Linked DNA regions of Homo sapiens: region 2 is linked to region 1. A link is a loop called in an ENCODE intact Hi-C map of the cell type or tissue named here. Cell type or tissue: ascending aorta. All regions are shown on one strand. Links, peaks and the distances in the headings refer to the core of each region. The heading gives the core; the rest is flanking DNA.

Region 1 (8,264 bases), core at 1,991-5,990:
TTTAGACTATTAGGCATTTTCTCTTTCTGCCAATACTATCATGTGAGCCTTTCTTTCCTTTTTAAAATAGTACCTTAAGACATAATGTCTAAGGGCTACATTATTTTCTATTATCTGAATCACCATAACTTAAATTTATCCAGCATATCAGTTTTGATGTTGCATTCTATTATTCTTGCATTGTTGTGACTGTGATGAACATTCTCAAACCTAATCCTTGGTACATATAACCTTGACTAGTCCCTTAATATAGACTTCTAGAAATGGAATTGCTGAATCAAAGTACACAGATTTAGGAGGTCAAATTGAGCCTCACTTTAGACTGCATCCATAAGTATGAGTCACAACTTCCTCTCTCCCACATACTGTGGTTTTCAATACCACAATGCAGATTTTGGGAGGATTAATGAACCTATTCAATGGAGAAATCAACATTCTGTTCCCTCGTGTTTTTTCCTCCTTCTCTTATGTTCCTCTTTCACATACACAAACTTATGTATACATCTATCATCAAGTATTGGGAGAAAATGTACAAAAATAAAGAAGGAAACTGGCCGGGCATGGTGGCTCACACCTGTAATTGCAACACTTTGGGAGGCCAAGGTGGGCGATTCACTTGAGGTCAGAAGTTTGAGACCAGCCTGGTCAACATGGTAAAACCTGGTCTCTACTAAAAATATATACAAAAATTAGTCAGGCATGGTGGCACGTGCCTTTAGTCTCAGCTACTTGAGAAGCTGAAGCAGGAGAATCACTTGAAACTGGGAGGCAGAGGTTGCAGTGAGCCAAGATGACACCACTGCACTCCAGCCTGGGCAACAGTGAGACTTGGTCTCAAAAAAAAAAAAAAGAAAAAAAAAAAAAAAGGGAAACTAATACCATAGGGGAGAAAAGGATTATTTTTATGAAAGGAGAATTTAAAACAATCATTATCCTCAACATGATCCAGAGAATATTTTATCAATAAAACAAAAACATGCTACTATGAAAAAAGAACAATCAGAAAACCAGAAGATTTCTTAGAATTTAAAACTATGCTTCTACAAATAAAATATTTTAAAACCATGATTATGAAAATAAAATTATTCATAAAGGGGCTGAGAATAAAATAATCCTGGTATTATACCTGGTTAGTGATCTGGAAAATAAAGACACATCAAGGAAAATCTCCCAGAATGAGGAGCAAAACCACAAAGGAATGAAAACAAATGAAGTATTGAAAGTGTTTTGGATGTTAAACTACTAAGGTAGCATTAATAATAAATAAGCTGTAAGGTGGCATCAGTAATACTTGAATAAAAAATACAGCAAATATATTCATCTTACACATAATAAATATGTTAGTATATCCATGTGTACGTGTCCAGTGGAAGGGTTAAATTGAGCAATATCACTAAATCTCTATCAAAAGACAAACTTCATTATAGAATTATTTCTCAGCATTGTAGAAATCATATTCGTTCCTAGAAGTCACCAGTTGGAATTTTATGTGGGCTGGAAGTGTGGTGAACATGGAGTTCATGCATGCTCTAACACTTCTGTGATTATAGAACAGCAAGGCTTTTTTGGGTAGGTATACACGAGAGATAGAAAGGTCATTTGGGGTGATGAGTCAGTTTTTCCAACTTCCTGCAGGGTTGACTTTAGATTTACAAGGATTCCACATAGTTTTCATCTCAAAACAGTATTCCTTTTTAATGGCTTTAAAATCAAATAGCACAGAGAATTTCATTTGCATGTCAAAATCCTTGTAATGCATTTTTTGTTAATATGCAATTTCAGTGTCTGCACATGGATTTTTCTTAAGGACAAGTGCTCCATAAAAGATTTAAATGTTCACTTTTCGGTCCCAAACTCCTAAAATAGAATCCCAAACACCACTGAAACCTGACAGCAATGGCAAGAGGTCAACTAATATCTGTGCTTTTAAACCACAGAGACATGTGATTCAGTGGAAAATGCACCTCGGCCTACTCTCATTCTTAGCAACAAGAAGTTAGGTTGGTAGCACACACCATTTCTGACAAAAAGAGGATAACTAAACCACTGACTAAAGTTGTCAACTCCTGAAATGGGGATTAGGTTATGGAGAAAATAAAAATATTAGATGAAGTGACCCTGATAAATATTGACTTTCTGGCAACTTTGGATCTCTTCATGCTAAATAAAAATACGAGGTTTCCTAAGTGACACTTGACCTATGAAGTCATCTTCAATAACGTTATAATACATTGGACAAGAAATGCAAAACAAATGAACCCTCTAACAGAGCCAAATTATTACAACAGCCTTTGACTAACTCTCTCCGTATTATGCTTTCCTTTTGCCAATTACCACCCACTTCCTCAGTATGGTTTTCATGGTTTGTAGGAATTTCAAGCTGTCAATGTCATAAAGCTACAGAATAATAATGACCACAAACAAAGTATAAACAAAATACAAACATAATGCAACATCTTAATTTGGGAAATAGAGGTTACAAATAGCATAAAATACAAACAATAGACAAATTTTCTTGATTGGGTTAGGTGTATCGAATTATACACTGGGAATTCTAATTAGTATATTCCGACTCATTTCTGACTTATTGTAAGCAAAAGTCAAAGTCTAAGGCTCCTCTGCATGTTTATTTCTCCTGTTTTAAACTGGGCTTAGTACACTTTATCATCACATTCTTCCATAGGAGATGTGAATATAATCCTAGGCTCTGCAGAAGTATATCTCTGAGAAAATAATATAACAAACAACATAAATTTTGATTGTGTATATAGAGCACTATGGCTCAGTACAACTGTGGTAGATGGAAGAGAGAATGTGAATCAGAAAAACAATGCATAGTCCCTATACTCAAAGGAACTTACCACCCGGTAAAGGAAAAAGACATGTTCAAAAAAAGTTCCATGATCTTGGGTGTCAACACAGGTGAAAATAGAGAGAGGAGGGGGAATACTAGCTGTATACTGGTCACAGCATAGGTTTTAAAATTCAAATGTGATTTTGGTATGAACTTTCTACCGTCATGATAGAATATTCTTTCAGGTCTGGAAGAGCAGGTCTCTTTTAAATACTGAGCTATGGTACAGTTGACAGAGGATGTTCTTCTGGGTTAGATTTCAGGAAAGCCAACTATGCAGGATGTCATGATGTATTGATAATTTATACTTCCAACCAACTGATGTAATACATAGCTCAAGAAAATGTCATCACTTCATTTACATCAAAAGTTCTGACTTTATCTAATATTCACAAACTAATTGTTAGAATTTATCAAAGAAAATTAATCCAGTACACTTTTGATATCATGGAGACTGCGTGGTTAACTGATTGAACTCACCTTTCAACGAATTGCGGTTTTACAGAAACATGATGCTGGCTTCATAGCCCTTCTTTCTTTTCCAGCTCAATTTATGATTCATTTTTTGGTTATGAGAAGCAGTAAACTAGCCCCATGTATCAATGGCTTAACCATCATTTCTTTTCTGATAATCAATGAATAAACTGAATAGACAGCTGACAGGACTGCAGGAAAGGATATAAAAATGCCAAATGGCGACAGAAGACGGCCTGTGTTCTTTTCTGTTGTATTTCCCTGTTCCACATGTTGTATTTCCCTGGGCAAGTCACTTCATACTTTAAGAGGGACACCTCTTGACTGTAAGATAGTCAACATTCCTCTGGCACCTCCATATATTAAAAATAAATTAAATTAGCACAGGATGGGAGAAAGAGCCTTTTTGTTTTTGTGTTTGTTTTTTAATCTGGAGGGCAGAAAAGCCTGTGTCCTAGGTTTGGTTCTGCCTCTAGGTAACTGCATGCTACTAAATATGTCTCTCTTTCTATTTTAAATATGTACCTCTATCTTATTTGTAAAATAGTTGTTGGACTAGATGTTCTCTCTAGTACCTCCTAGCTCAAAATTTTCTTACTGAAAAAAAAAAATAGTGCCTCTAGGCTTCTAATTTAAATGCCAGGTTTCCACCTGATGTAAATTCAACTGTCTGGGTTATAAGCCAACTACAAAATAAAGTTTATAATGGAAACAGTTAGTGACCCTTGGCAGCATCAATGCTAACAGTTCCCGCTATAATATTCAGTTACCGCTCATATCCCTGGGCAGCGACTGACGCGTTATGTAACAGTAACTATTGCAGGATTACCCAATCCTTTCACATAACCCTAATTGCACAGTCTGCTTGTGGCTCCTGTAATACCTAGTTCTCTTCAATGACACCCTCCAGGGTAGATGTGGCTGCCACCACCAAACCCAGTTCTTGATGGTTTAAAATAACAGTTATGTGTAACTTGCAAATACCACCCTTTTTAGAGTACATTATTTTTGCTTTTCCTTCTGCTTCTTTCTAACTGGCAATGACTTCCTGCCCAAAATGACCTAGCACTAGGAAAAATTCTAACAAATAATAAAATGCTCCAGTACAGGTACAGTACATACCGTGCTCTGACTTACAGCACAGACTGAGTGAGAAGCTTCAGCTGGAAAGATCCAGAGGAAAGGAAGAGGGAGATGATCCATGTTAAATACAACAAATTCTAAATTAAATAGTATTGGCCCTTTTTTTTTGGCCTTTGCATTTAACCCGTACTTTCTTTATTAAATATAAATGTTTTAACTCTCAGCAAAAAAGGGCAAATTTAGAAAATGAAGCATTTTTATAACAGAATTAATATGGAAAGTAGGTAAATATCAGATCTGATACATAAAAGAATAGACATTTCAAGATGTGCATATCATCTGAAAGTTTAGTAATTAGAAATAATTTAACCACATGTTCCTCAAAATATAACAATCCAAGAATATATTTCTCATAATATAATTTAATTTTTACTGCTTCTAATATGTTTATATTTCCATTTTAGAAAGCACAGATAAGGCTGGGCATAGTGGCTCACACCTGTAATCCCAGGACTTTGTGGGGCCAAGGCGGGCAGATCATGAGGTCAAGAGATCGAGACAATCCTGGCCAACATGGTGAAACCCTGTCTCTACTAAAGATACAAAAAGAAACATTAGCAGGGTGTGGTGGTGGGTGCCTGTAGTCCCAGCTACTAGGGAGGCTGAGGCAGGAGGATCCCTTGAATCTGGGAGGTGGAGGTTGCAGTGAGCCAAGATCATGCCACTGCACTCCAGCCTGGTGACGGAGCAAGACTCTGTCTCGACAAACAAACAAAAACAAACAAACAAACAAAAAAAGAAAGCACAGATAAATGGAACAACAAAATACAAACCACAATAGTAGCAATGTATCAAATAATCTATTTTTTCAATGCATGTTTACATTAACATAACAAAAGTCATATTGTATTTATTAATGTTACACTGTTTTTATCAATGATTGTCATAAATATTTGTTAAGTCCTTTGTGAATAATATTTTAAATTGTAGGTATTTTATTAATCATAATACATTCATGCATTTTCTCCTTGTTTGAATTTTACTTTGTATCCAAATTTTGTCAGTATGAAAAATGATGCAAACAAAAATATTCTTTTGCAAGCATTTTGCCTGTATGTCTGGTTATCTTATTTCTTAAACTACTAATACAGCTTAAGCTGCATTCCTGAAGCTATTTATATAGATTGCCAACTACGTCTGAAAAATAGAGCTAATATTTAAAATTTAGAATGATTTTCTATACATTTGATATTAGCCAAAAGACCTATACGTAAATGGAAATTCTGGTGCCCAGTTAATGTTTCACTGTGAAGCCAGAAACTATGCAAGTTAGAAATAAAAATGAAACTGTTGATGTGGTGCAAAATATCTGTATACCTGGGTACTTTATATTTCAAAGCAATGTTTTAAATATGCTAAATTCTAAAAAAAAACTATGTAGAAAGAGAAAAATCATTTAGTTATATGAATTGTGTTGAATAAAAACAATAGCATATAGTAAGATCTATAAGTGACAATCATGATATAAAACAAAAACTGTTACTGAAACAAGAGAGTTCCCTGACCCCCTCCTTGCAGGGTGTGAGATGGAGGTGTGGCTTGTCTGTTTGGTGGCTGCTGTTGCTCAAACCTCTTACAGGAGGGGGAGCATGCAACTGGACAGGTGCAGGAGCCCACGTGGACATGTGTTATAGTGTGCCCATTCAGCCTTGCCATCCGTGGATGGCTTAAGTATTAGCCAGCTCAGTGGACCCTCTGCCTTTCAGCAAGGACAGACGGCCAGTGTGGCAGCTTTCTGTATCCTGAGCTCTTGTCCAGCATCCTGGAAGAATCAGGTGTCACACAGACTTGGAGGATGAATGCAGGGCTTTTAGTGAGTAGTTGAAGAGGCTCTCAATGGGATGGACGGGGAGCTGGAAGGGGGATGGAGTGGGAAGATGATCTTCCCCTGGAGTTTGGCCAGTGGTCAGACTCCTCTCAGTGCTCAGTCGCTCCTTCTCTTCTCTCTTTCTCTGCCATGCTGTGCTGCCATTTGTCTGCTTGTCTCCTCATCTTCTGATTCTGGAGCCTGGGGTTCAGGGTTTATATGGTTACAGGATAGGGGGTGTGGTGGGCCAAAAGGCAACGCTTTGGGCATGAAAACAGGAATGCCTGTTCTCAGTTAGGCCTATGGGAATCCAGGCTTGAGGGTGGGGCCTTTGCCAGGGAACCACCCTCTTCTACCCAGTATTTCCCTGTCTCCTGTCCATATCATTAGAAAAATAGGAACTTCCCGCTACCAAAATCACATATGCAGCTATTCACAAACCAGTCTATTGTCTTTTTAAACATTCTTTCTGCTTTACAATGAAAGAGATGCTTCTCGTCCATCTGAAGCTAATTTCTCCATTTATTATCTGAATTCCAGCTCCTCCCTGCCTTCAGGAATTTTGCTGTATTGATTGTTTGCCTGTGTGCTGTATCTAAAGTTCCTCACTCTATACGGGAGTTTTTTCCATTAACATTTTAATTGTGTACAAGCTTCTTCCACTTTTAAGATTCTTCTCAATCTCCAGTTACTACCTTATCTCTTTCCTCCCTTTTGACAGACAAATAGTTTTTTAAAAATTAAGTTCATACATTCTGACACTTGCTTATTGTCTAATAAAATCTCAATTCACTGTCATATGCCTTCTACTTCCATTGTTCAACTTCCCTTGTTATCTCCTTGGTTTTCCCATCCTTTCTCATCTCTGGCCAATCTTTTTCTGTCTCTTTGTGTTTCCCTTCCTCCATTTACCTGCACATAATGATGTTTCTCTGTTTCTCAGGGTTTTGCCTTGTTTTTTTTTTTTTTTTTTTTTTTTTGAGATGGAGTCTCGCTCTGTCGCCCAGACTGGAGTGCAGTGGCGCGATCTTGGCTCACTGCAAGCACCGCCTTCATGCCATTCTCCTGCCTCAGCCTCCCGAGTAGCTGGGCCTACAGGCGCCCGCCACCACACCCAGCTAATTTTTTGTATTTTTAGTAGAGACGGGGTTTCACCATGTTAGCCGGGATGGTCTTGGTCTCCTGACCTCGTGATTCGCCCGCCTCGGCCTCCCAAAGTGCTGGGATTACAGGCGTGAGCCACTGCGCCCGGCCTGGGTTTTGCCTTTTAAGCCTTTTCTGATTCTTCTCACTATCCCTGGGTGAGCTGATTCACTCCCATGACTTCAAGTATCTTTTATAGGCTGATGAATCTCACAGCTTTATCTCCAGCATAGCTCCATCTCTTCAGATTCAGAACCGTATCTCTCTCTACCTATTGTTCCAATCCACTTGAAGGTTTCTCAAATACTTCAAGAACATCTTCAAAACTGAATGCAGGACCTTCTTCAGTTTTTTAAATTTTTTGGAGAGAGGGAGGTCTTGCTATGTTTCCCAGGCTGGTCTTGAATTCCTGGCCTCAAGTGATCCTCTCACCTTTGAAGTGTTGGGATTGTAGACATGAGCCACTGCACCTGGCCTAATCTTCCTCTCAATCTCGCTTTTCCTCCTGGATTTATTTTCCCTCAATGAATAGCACCATCATTCATCTGGTCCCTCAAGGCAGAAAGAGAAACTTGGACATCATTCTGCATTTGTTTCTCCTTTATACTCAGTTCTAGGTGGTTTTGGCCTATATGTAATTATCTGCAGGTAGCCCCCACCCTGCAAGATTACACAGGTTACAGTTAAATGCCTGTCTATAACCCAAAAATATTATTATCTTTCCTCTATCATAGCCTGCATAATACTGTTAAATTTGTCAATGTGCATATCTTCTCCAAAACCATAAACTTTGTCTGTATTTTCTCTCTTGTATCCTCTGCAACTAGCAATGTTTATCATATA
Region 2 (8,264 bases), core at 2,481-6,480, 410 kb before region 1:
TACGCATCATCATGCCCGGCTAATTTTTGTATATTTCATAGAGATGGGGTTTCACCACGTTGGCCAGGCTGATCTCGAACTCCTGACGTCAAGTGATCTGCCCGCCTTGGCCTCCCAAAGTGCTGGGATTAGAGGTGTGAGTCACCGCACCCAGCCAAAAGTGCCTATATCTCTCATTGTAAATTTTTTCCATATACTTCCTCTGCTCTTGAATTAATTGGCTGAAAAGTCAAGAGCAAATGAAACCCCATAAACATGTATCTCTGTAGTAGCTGAGAGCGAACCCAATTTCCTGACACAAACATATCATGTAACTGCCATTGAGGGGATCAAGAAACATATAAGGATCATGCCTGAAACTGACAGAGGCTCCAAACAGGGTAGAACATCTAGGTGTCTATAGTAAATCCTTTGACTTCTTTCTGGAGGAAAGGATATATCATCCTCCCATCTCCCCAGAGGAGCATCCTACAGAGGTGCTTCAGCATCTGTGGGTTTTGCCATAGTAGGGAGATGATGGTGAGAATTGTCACCCATCTCACTCACAATGGCCTCTGTGGCCTAGCCACTTTACCTCTTCCACCTCATCTGCTCTCATCTCCTCCCCACTAACTGTGCTCCAACCATATATACCTTCTGGGCATTTTTCAGACAGGCCAGGCATGTTCTGGCCTCAGCTATGCACTTGCTGGTCCCTTTTCCTGTAATACTCTCCCCCAGATATCCTTCCTCACCTCCTTCAGGTCTTTACTGGAATGTCGCCTTCTCCGTGAGACTTCCCCTAACCATCGTAATTAAAAATTGCAATCACCTCCCCCTAACATGTCTTCTACCCCTCCCTGCTTAATGTTTCTCCATACAGCTTACTGCTTACTACTTTTTATTTATCTTACTTACTGCCTGTATTTCCCACTAAACTATAATACCAGGAAGACAAGGGTTTGTGTCTTGTTTGGTCCCACCTACATTCCCAGGGCTGGCCATGTAGTAGGCTCCCAATTTCTATCTGTCTAAGTCATGGACGGACACCCATAAGAAATGGGCATACGAGCCTTGATGGTGCTGGTAGACATGGGGTGGGAAGATTGAAGAACCGTGAGAATTTGAAGGACCTGGTGAGATTCAGCCTATTTCTGACCTGTTAGTCCTGGTTAGGTCTTCTGGGTAACCCCCATGCTGATACTAAATAAGAGCACAGTTTCCTGAAAGCAGTGCCCCAGGAGGATGGCCCAGGAACTCAAGGGTCACTGGGGCAGAGCACACTGTGTGGTGGAAGGGTGTGGACAAGACAGGCTTAGGAGGGTAGGGGCAGAGAGAATGCTGGGACGTGGCAGAAATCAGGGCTGCCTGAATTCCTTGGGAATAGGTAACATCATTTCATACAAAGGTTGTGTGTGTTCTTAGGTGCTTTCTGTACCACCTTTCTTCAGGGGTGCCTAGCCACTTATTGTGGGTTTTCTCCTTGGTCCCCTTCTCTCTATTTTTTACTTTAATTTTTTATTTCTTTTAACTTTCATTTTAAGTTCAGGGGTACAAGTACGGGTTTGTTACATAGGTAAACTGTATCATGGGGTTTGGTGTACAGATTATTTCATCACCCAGGTATGAATCCTAGAACCCATTAGTTATTTGTCCTGAGTCTCTCCCTCCTCCCACCCTCCACCCTCTGAAAGATCACCATGTTTGTTGTTCCCTCTATGTGTCCATGTGTTTTCATCATTTAATTCCCACTTATAAGTGAGAACATGTGGTATTTGGTTTTCTATTCCTCTCTCTCTTTTTAAAAATAGAGATGAAGTCTCGCCATGTTTTACATAATTACATAATTACTATATTAGGAATGCCTTTGCTTGGCCTAACACTTTACTATAAAATGCAAATAATCTTAAGAGGGACAATAGAATATATTTCATCTAGTATTTGTATTTTAACGGAGAGAAGTTTATGACAACTCAGGAGCTAGTTCTGATAAGCACAAGGAGAGAGGATGAGGGCACTGAGCATCTGAAATGACTTGAATTCCTGGCCTTAAGTGATCCTCCCGTCTTGGCCTCCCAACGTGTTGGGATTACAGGCATGAGCCACCACACCCTTCCTATTGTGGGTTTTCTTTATTCTCTATTGGCCAAGGGATGTTCCAGCTTGTTCCACTTGCCTCATCACATGGGGAGTCTTGGTTTACCTTTTGTTTTGTTTTGTTTTGTTTTACAAGTTTCTGTCTCTTTCTTTTATCCAGATAACTTATGCTATCCCAAGAGAAGAATGCTGTCAGGGCTAGAGTGCAATAAAGTAAGGCTGGGGAATAAATGAGCAAAATGATTCCATAGTCCACGGGGCCCTCTGTGTGTGCCCTCTTACGTCACAGTCATTTCAGATGCTCAGTGCCCTCATCCTGTCTCCCTGTGCTTATCAGAACTGGCTCCTGAGTTGTCATAAACTTCTTTCCATTAAAATACAAATACTAGATGAAATATATTCTATCATCCCTCTTAAGTATATTTGCATTTTATAGTAAAGTGTTAGGCCAAGCAAAGGCATTCCTAATATAGTAATTATGTAATTTCAGCATCTGCTGGTTAATGGCGGGACTGTGGAACCTAGTAACTTTGTTTCTGAAATCAGAGTCTAGGCTATTGTGTGCATAGATATGATTGTGGCCTCGGCTAGGGAGACTTCCGCCCTCAAATCTGTACTTTCTCAAGCTGGGGATCCTCAGGGTCTTTGAAAGACAAGTCTGCGTAAAGCAAGTGCTCTGTTTTTGAGTAGAGAATGCAGGGACCATAAAATCTTTAGCCTTCACTTCTCAGAAATCACCACTGATTCCAATAATAACTTCAAATATTCAGTAAATCTCAGGTATAGAAACTGGCCAATTCTTTATCCTTTTTGTCAATTACCAAATGATTACTCTGATAAAGATGGTAAAGACTTCCATCTTTATTCCTCTGTATGGAATGACCAACATTACAACATGATGTACCCACAAATATTTAAAATAAAGAATTTTTGTCCAGGTGCAGTGGCTCATACCTGTAATCCCAGCACTTTGAAAGACCAAGGCTGGTGGAACACGTGAGGTCAGGAATTCCAGACCAGCCTGGCCAACATGGTAAAACCCTGTCTCTACTAAAAATAAAAAAATTAGCCAGGTGTGGTGGTGCATGCCTGTAGTCCCAGCTATGAGGGAAGCTGAAGTAGGTTAATCGCTTGAACCCGGGAGGTGGAGGTTGTGGTGAGCCAAGATAGTGCCACTGCATTCCAGCCTGGGCAACAGAGCAAGGCTCTGTCTCAAAAAATAAATAAATAAATAATTTTTAAAAAACAATAAAAACCATTACAACACGTATGCATTAATATTTCCTGACACCACTAACATATGTACTTTTAACTTTCTTATGGGTTTTCTGAGAACTATTAGTGCATTCTGCAGAGCTGCCTTCCAGGATTTGGAGACTAAAAAGCAGTTAATCATGTAAAATACTTTCTGGATATAGTAATGAAGTCTGGTTTCACTGTATTTTTCTATGTTTACTTAGCAAAAGGCTTAAATGAGCCCACAGTGATAAATGTGGCCAAGTTTCCCTTCCCCTTCATCCCTCTCTTTCCTTCTTCTTTCTCAGGAAATTGGTGTGGAAAATCACTCTGTCCTGGGATGGCAACTCTCCTTGTATCCAGACTTATCCAGAGCTCCCTCTGCTCCCTCTAGGCACATGACTTGAGCTTCATGTGCCACCATGGGCATTGAAATTACAGTTTCCATAAACAGACAGACTGAGGATGAGAAGGGTAGAGGCAAATGCCATCAGCTTCTGTGCCTTGGGCCATGGATCCTATGGAGGCTGGGTTTCTCCCCCTTGCACCCTGTGAAGCTGGTAGCATACATGATTTTAACTTTCTGATGGGTTTTGACACCGTCAATACAGACCTTAGCTCTGCCAAGAACATCAGGCAAGTTCTCATAAGAAGTAGAAAGAAAAAAAAAATCTGGATAGCATTTCTCAATATTTCAAAATCCATGCCCTCCTTGGGAAAAAATAAAATAAAATAAATGATTTGAAATTTCAAAATAAGCACTTTTATTTGGCTTTCCAACTATATACTTTTATCACAATATTGAATATGTTTTGTTTCCAAAACACACATGTGGCCGGACGCAGTGGCTCACACCTGTAATCCCAGCAGTTTGGGAGGCCGAGGCGGGCGGATCCCCTGAGGTTGGGAGTTCGAGACCAGCCTGGTCAATATGGTGAAACCCCATCTCTACTAGAAATACAAAAAATAGTCAGGCATGATGGCGGGTGCCTGTAATCCCAGCTACTTGGGAGACTGAGGTGGGAAAATGGCTTGAACCCAGGAGGTGGAGTTTGCAGTTAGCCGAGATTGAGCCATTACACTCCAGCCTGGATCATAAGAGCGAAACTCTGTTTCATAAAAGCAAGCAAACAAACAAACAAAAAGAAAACACATGCCTCTTTGAAAGTCTAACATCCCCCACAGAGGATCATAGGTCTCAAATGTGGGTGATCTCAGCAGGGGCCCTCTTCCCCCTGGGCTTAGGGGAACAATGGATTTGTCCAGTTCCCTGTTCTGTCTTGGTTTCACCTTTGTTAACATGTCCAGTGTTTTGGTTCCATTTGGTTCTATTAGGAGTGTGTGGCAGGCCGCCCAAGGGAATGGATTTGGCAGTTATGCCAGTGATTTGGTTAAGAAGAACAACCAACTGGAATAATTTGATTTGGTAAGCACATTTTCTTTTCTTTGGCAGGGCAGGTAGGATGCTAGGCAAGCCAAGGGATTATATTTTTATAAGCTTGTTTTTCATTGCAAGCTTGTTATATATCCAAGAGAATTATTTCAACGTGCTGTTTCTTTAGTAGGATAATATCTTTCAAGGATTTCTTTCTACTATTAGTTAAAGAGTAATTTTAAATCAGCAAAATAGTTATTCCTAATAATAATAACTATTATTGGGTCTAATTACTTTATGTATATTATATAATAATAATAATAATAATAATACATTTTTGGAAAGAAAGAAACAGCAGATACAGGAGATATTGAAAGTGAGGAAAGGGAATCAAGTAATATCCAGAATCTTCCTTAAGAAAGGATAGTTAAATATTGCTTATTACCTGAAAACTACATGTCACCTGGGAGCAACAGACCCAAAGGAAGTGAGAATAGGCCGGGATGAGGCAGAAAGAAGTAATGTTAAGCAAGAAAGAAACCTTATGTGATTTTTGGGGGAACGAAGATAATTATAGTGGGGAGAGGTGGAGAGAGGGCAGGCCTGTTTATCTCAGCACGGAACTTGTTAAAAAACACTTTTATTTTTAAACTCAAATTTTACTTTAAAATAAAGTATCATTTTCTTGAATGGAGTTCTGTATATTTAGAAGTTTACTTTGGATCCTCAGATATGTCTACAAACTTATACAGCTATCCCTCTGGGTAGAATGTGCTTAGGAGCATAGGAAAAACCAGTTTGCCTTCTCTGTGGTTATACCCTGTAGATTTTTTTTTTTGAGGATATAAAAACTTTTTTTCAATATTCATGGTATGAAACTAGAAATGATTATTAATTTAAAACATAAAATATTTCCAGGTTTCATTTGACAATATTTATTTAGTTTGAAATATTAAAAAATAAAACGCAAGAAATTTTATAGGAAAGAAACCATCACTTCAAGTGGCAAATTCACCCTTTAGGAATAGTTTGCCTTTAGTTTATAACTATTCAATGCTAATTGCAACAGGAAGATCATCACCAACCTAAATGGTCCCTTAAAATTTACAAAGTGTTCATGTCCAGAATCTTTTCTTTTTCCTGTCCTAAATTGTTTATTAGGTATGAATTGTACAAACTTTACTTGTATTCGCGGTAACGGCGGAGCTAGGGAGTAGCTGCCCAGCGAAACCACCAGTAGTGTGGTGGAGCTTATGGCCCTTCCAAGGCCCCGGCTCTTTCAGCCTGCAGATGTCAGCCTGCGCATCTCCCTGTGCTTGTGGACTGGTTTTTGGTGATCCGTCGGGTGTCAGGATTTCTTCTCATAGCTTTATGGAATGGATCGATGAGGATAACCTCAAAAAATTTGTATGTGGAACCTTCACCAGCCCAGTAAGAATTGAGGATTCTTAGAGCCCCAAAGTGGCGTCCAGCTCGCTCCTCTACAAAGGACTGAAGGCTTCGAGCAAAGTTTAGCTGGTTAACACCATGATGGACAGGCTTGCCGTAAGTTACACCCTTCGGAACTGGACGTTTTCAGCCACCACGGCGAACACGAATCCTACAATCTTGCTTGGCCTTGTAGCCCAGTCGGCGTGCTTTTATCAGGGCAGGTGGGGTGGGGAGCCCTGTGGAAAGCAGACAGCTGGTGGTACTCAGCTGAGCAGCGGACCCTCAGAAGAAAGTGCATGACATCAGACAGTTTCTTTCTCCATAGCTCCCGGATGTACTTGTATGCACCCACCTTGGCTTACCTGATGGTTGCCACCAGATGGAAAGGCATGTCCAGAATCTTAATTAATATTTCAAATAGCTCTTTTTGAAATTGGCAGGGCAGGTAGTATTATTATTCTCATTTTTTCAAATGTGGAAACCACAACAGAAAGAAGTCAAATGACTTGACTACAGTCATCCCACTTTCCATAGAGAAACTAGGACTTCAGTAAAGGCATTCTGATTCCAAATCCTTTTTTCACCATATCATGCTACTTCCTTAACTACCTGTATTTACAAACAGCTGCAGAAGCCCCCGAAATAATTCATTTTGGATGCAGTCCATTTAGGATTCATGGATCCTGGGCACAACCTAACCATACTCTTTCCTTCTTTCCTGCTACCACTCCCCTTCTTTTCACCCACTCCTCAAACACAAATCTAACAAAATATCTGTAACCAAAGGAGGAACTTGTGTGAATAAATATATTTAGGAAACAGATTTCCAAACACTCTGGAGCCTAATAAACAACGATTTTTAAATATGTTTTATGACTGCTCTGGGGTTCCACAGAAACAGATGGACACAGAAGTACTTAGGATGTATTTGGCATGTGATAGGAAGTGATATCATGAGAAGAATGAAAAGGGATGTGAAACACTGAAAGCGTAAGGTAATACAAGTAACAACTTTCCCTGCTGTTGCTTCAAAAGGTCAAAAATATAGCTTCATGCTGTTCCCAGAAATGACCAAAGAATTAAGGAACGACTTATCATATGAAGTATCACACAATGTCTTGTTCTGCCAGGGGTCCGGGCCCCATATCTCAGACAAAGACATCTCAGCTTTTGAATACCCTTCAAAAGCTACCTATTCTCTGCTAGAAAACAGGACTCCAAACCTGCAGAACTGGGCCCACTCTTCCTTTTTCAAGACTAGTACCCACCACCTTGAAGATGAGCTGAGACCTTAAAAAAAAAAAAAAAAAAACACATGCCCACCTCTGGATGTAGCTCCCTGTCCCCTGTCAGCCAGACCAATAAGTAGGGTCAAGTGACAACACAGCTGAGTTGTGTGAGCATTGGGCCTGCGAGGGGAGAAAAAGGACTTAGACCAAATGAGACACAGGATACAGTTCCCATATGCCAGAGTCTCTGGGGAGAAATTACGGAACTGGATTCTGGGTGTGCTGAATTAAGGGGAATTGAATATCATAGACAATATTCAATACAATAAAGAATTTATCAATATGGCAGCCCTCTTCCTTAACACAGGATTTAACACTGGCAGGATCCACTGAAGATGATGCTAATGCATTGCTAGGCTGGCTTTGAAAACTTTGGGAAAATGATGGCTCACGCTCACTTTATTTGAAATTCCACAACTCCACGGTACAAAGTTGAGCAAGGGGATCAAGAGGCTCATGGTAGCAGGCAGGCTGCAGTGGCAGGATATACAATGTAAGGCCAAAAAGTTCACCAACTGGCTATATTCTGTGGGAATGCCAAGGAAGCAGTTTGCCAGACCCATAAGGAATATACTAGTGAGAGGATGCCAGCCAGAGTTGTGGAGTTCAGTGATGTTCTTCGCTGGAGTTCAGGGCTGAGGATAGGAGAAGCTTTACAGAACTGGGATCCCAGAAAGCTGTTGTAATAATGGAAGCCAGGTGGTGGCACTGAAGCTTCAGAAGCCAGGTGGGTGCAATTATGATAATGACCCACACTGTGGAATGGCAATCTTAAGAGCCTGAGCCACCAAGAGCTATGAATATGGTTAACAGTGCATGGTATTCCCAGGGCAAGATAAGTGGGCAGACAATAAGGG

Evidence for each region. Peaks named below come from ENCODE experiments on the same cell type or tissue, not always from the same donor. Only the 100,000 strongest peaks of a DNase experiment are listed, where the experiment ranks them.
Region 2: it touches region 1 in a loop (2.0-fold over the local background); 1 of 110 quality-filtered maps calls a loop at or near these places.

The regions. Positions count from the first base shown.
Region 1 is chr6:132,188,717-132,196,980 of GRCh38, forward strand. No RefSeq gene overlaps it. Among named protein-coding and RNA genes, the nearest start is that of LINC01013, 60 kb to the left of the region's middle. In ascending aorta, for the core only: no CTCF peak of the experiment used is centred there; a DNase peak (open chromatin) is centred at 4,146; H3K4me3 peaks cover 397 bases; H3K27ac peaks cover 2,613 bases.
Region 2 is chr6:131,774,843-131,783,106 of GRCh38, forward strand. It overlaps the pseudogene RPL15P9. Among named protein-coding and RNA genes, the nearest start is that of MIR548H5, 13 kb to the right of the region's middle. In ascending aorta, for the core only: no CTCF peak of the experiment used is centred there; DNase peaks (open chromatin) are centred at 3,833 and 4,669; H3K4me3 peaks cover 567 bases; H3K27ac peaks cover 2,332 bases.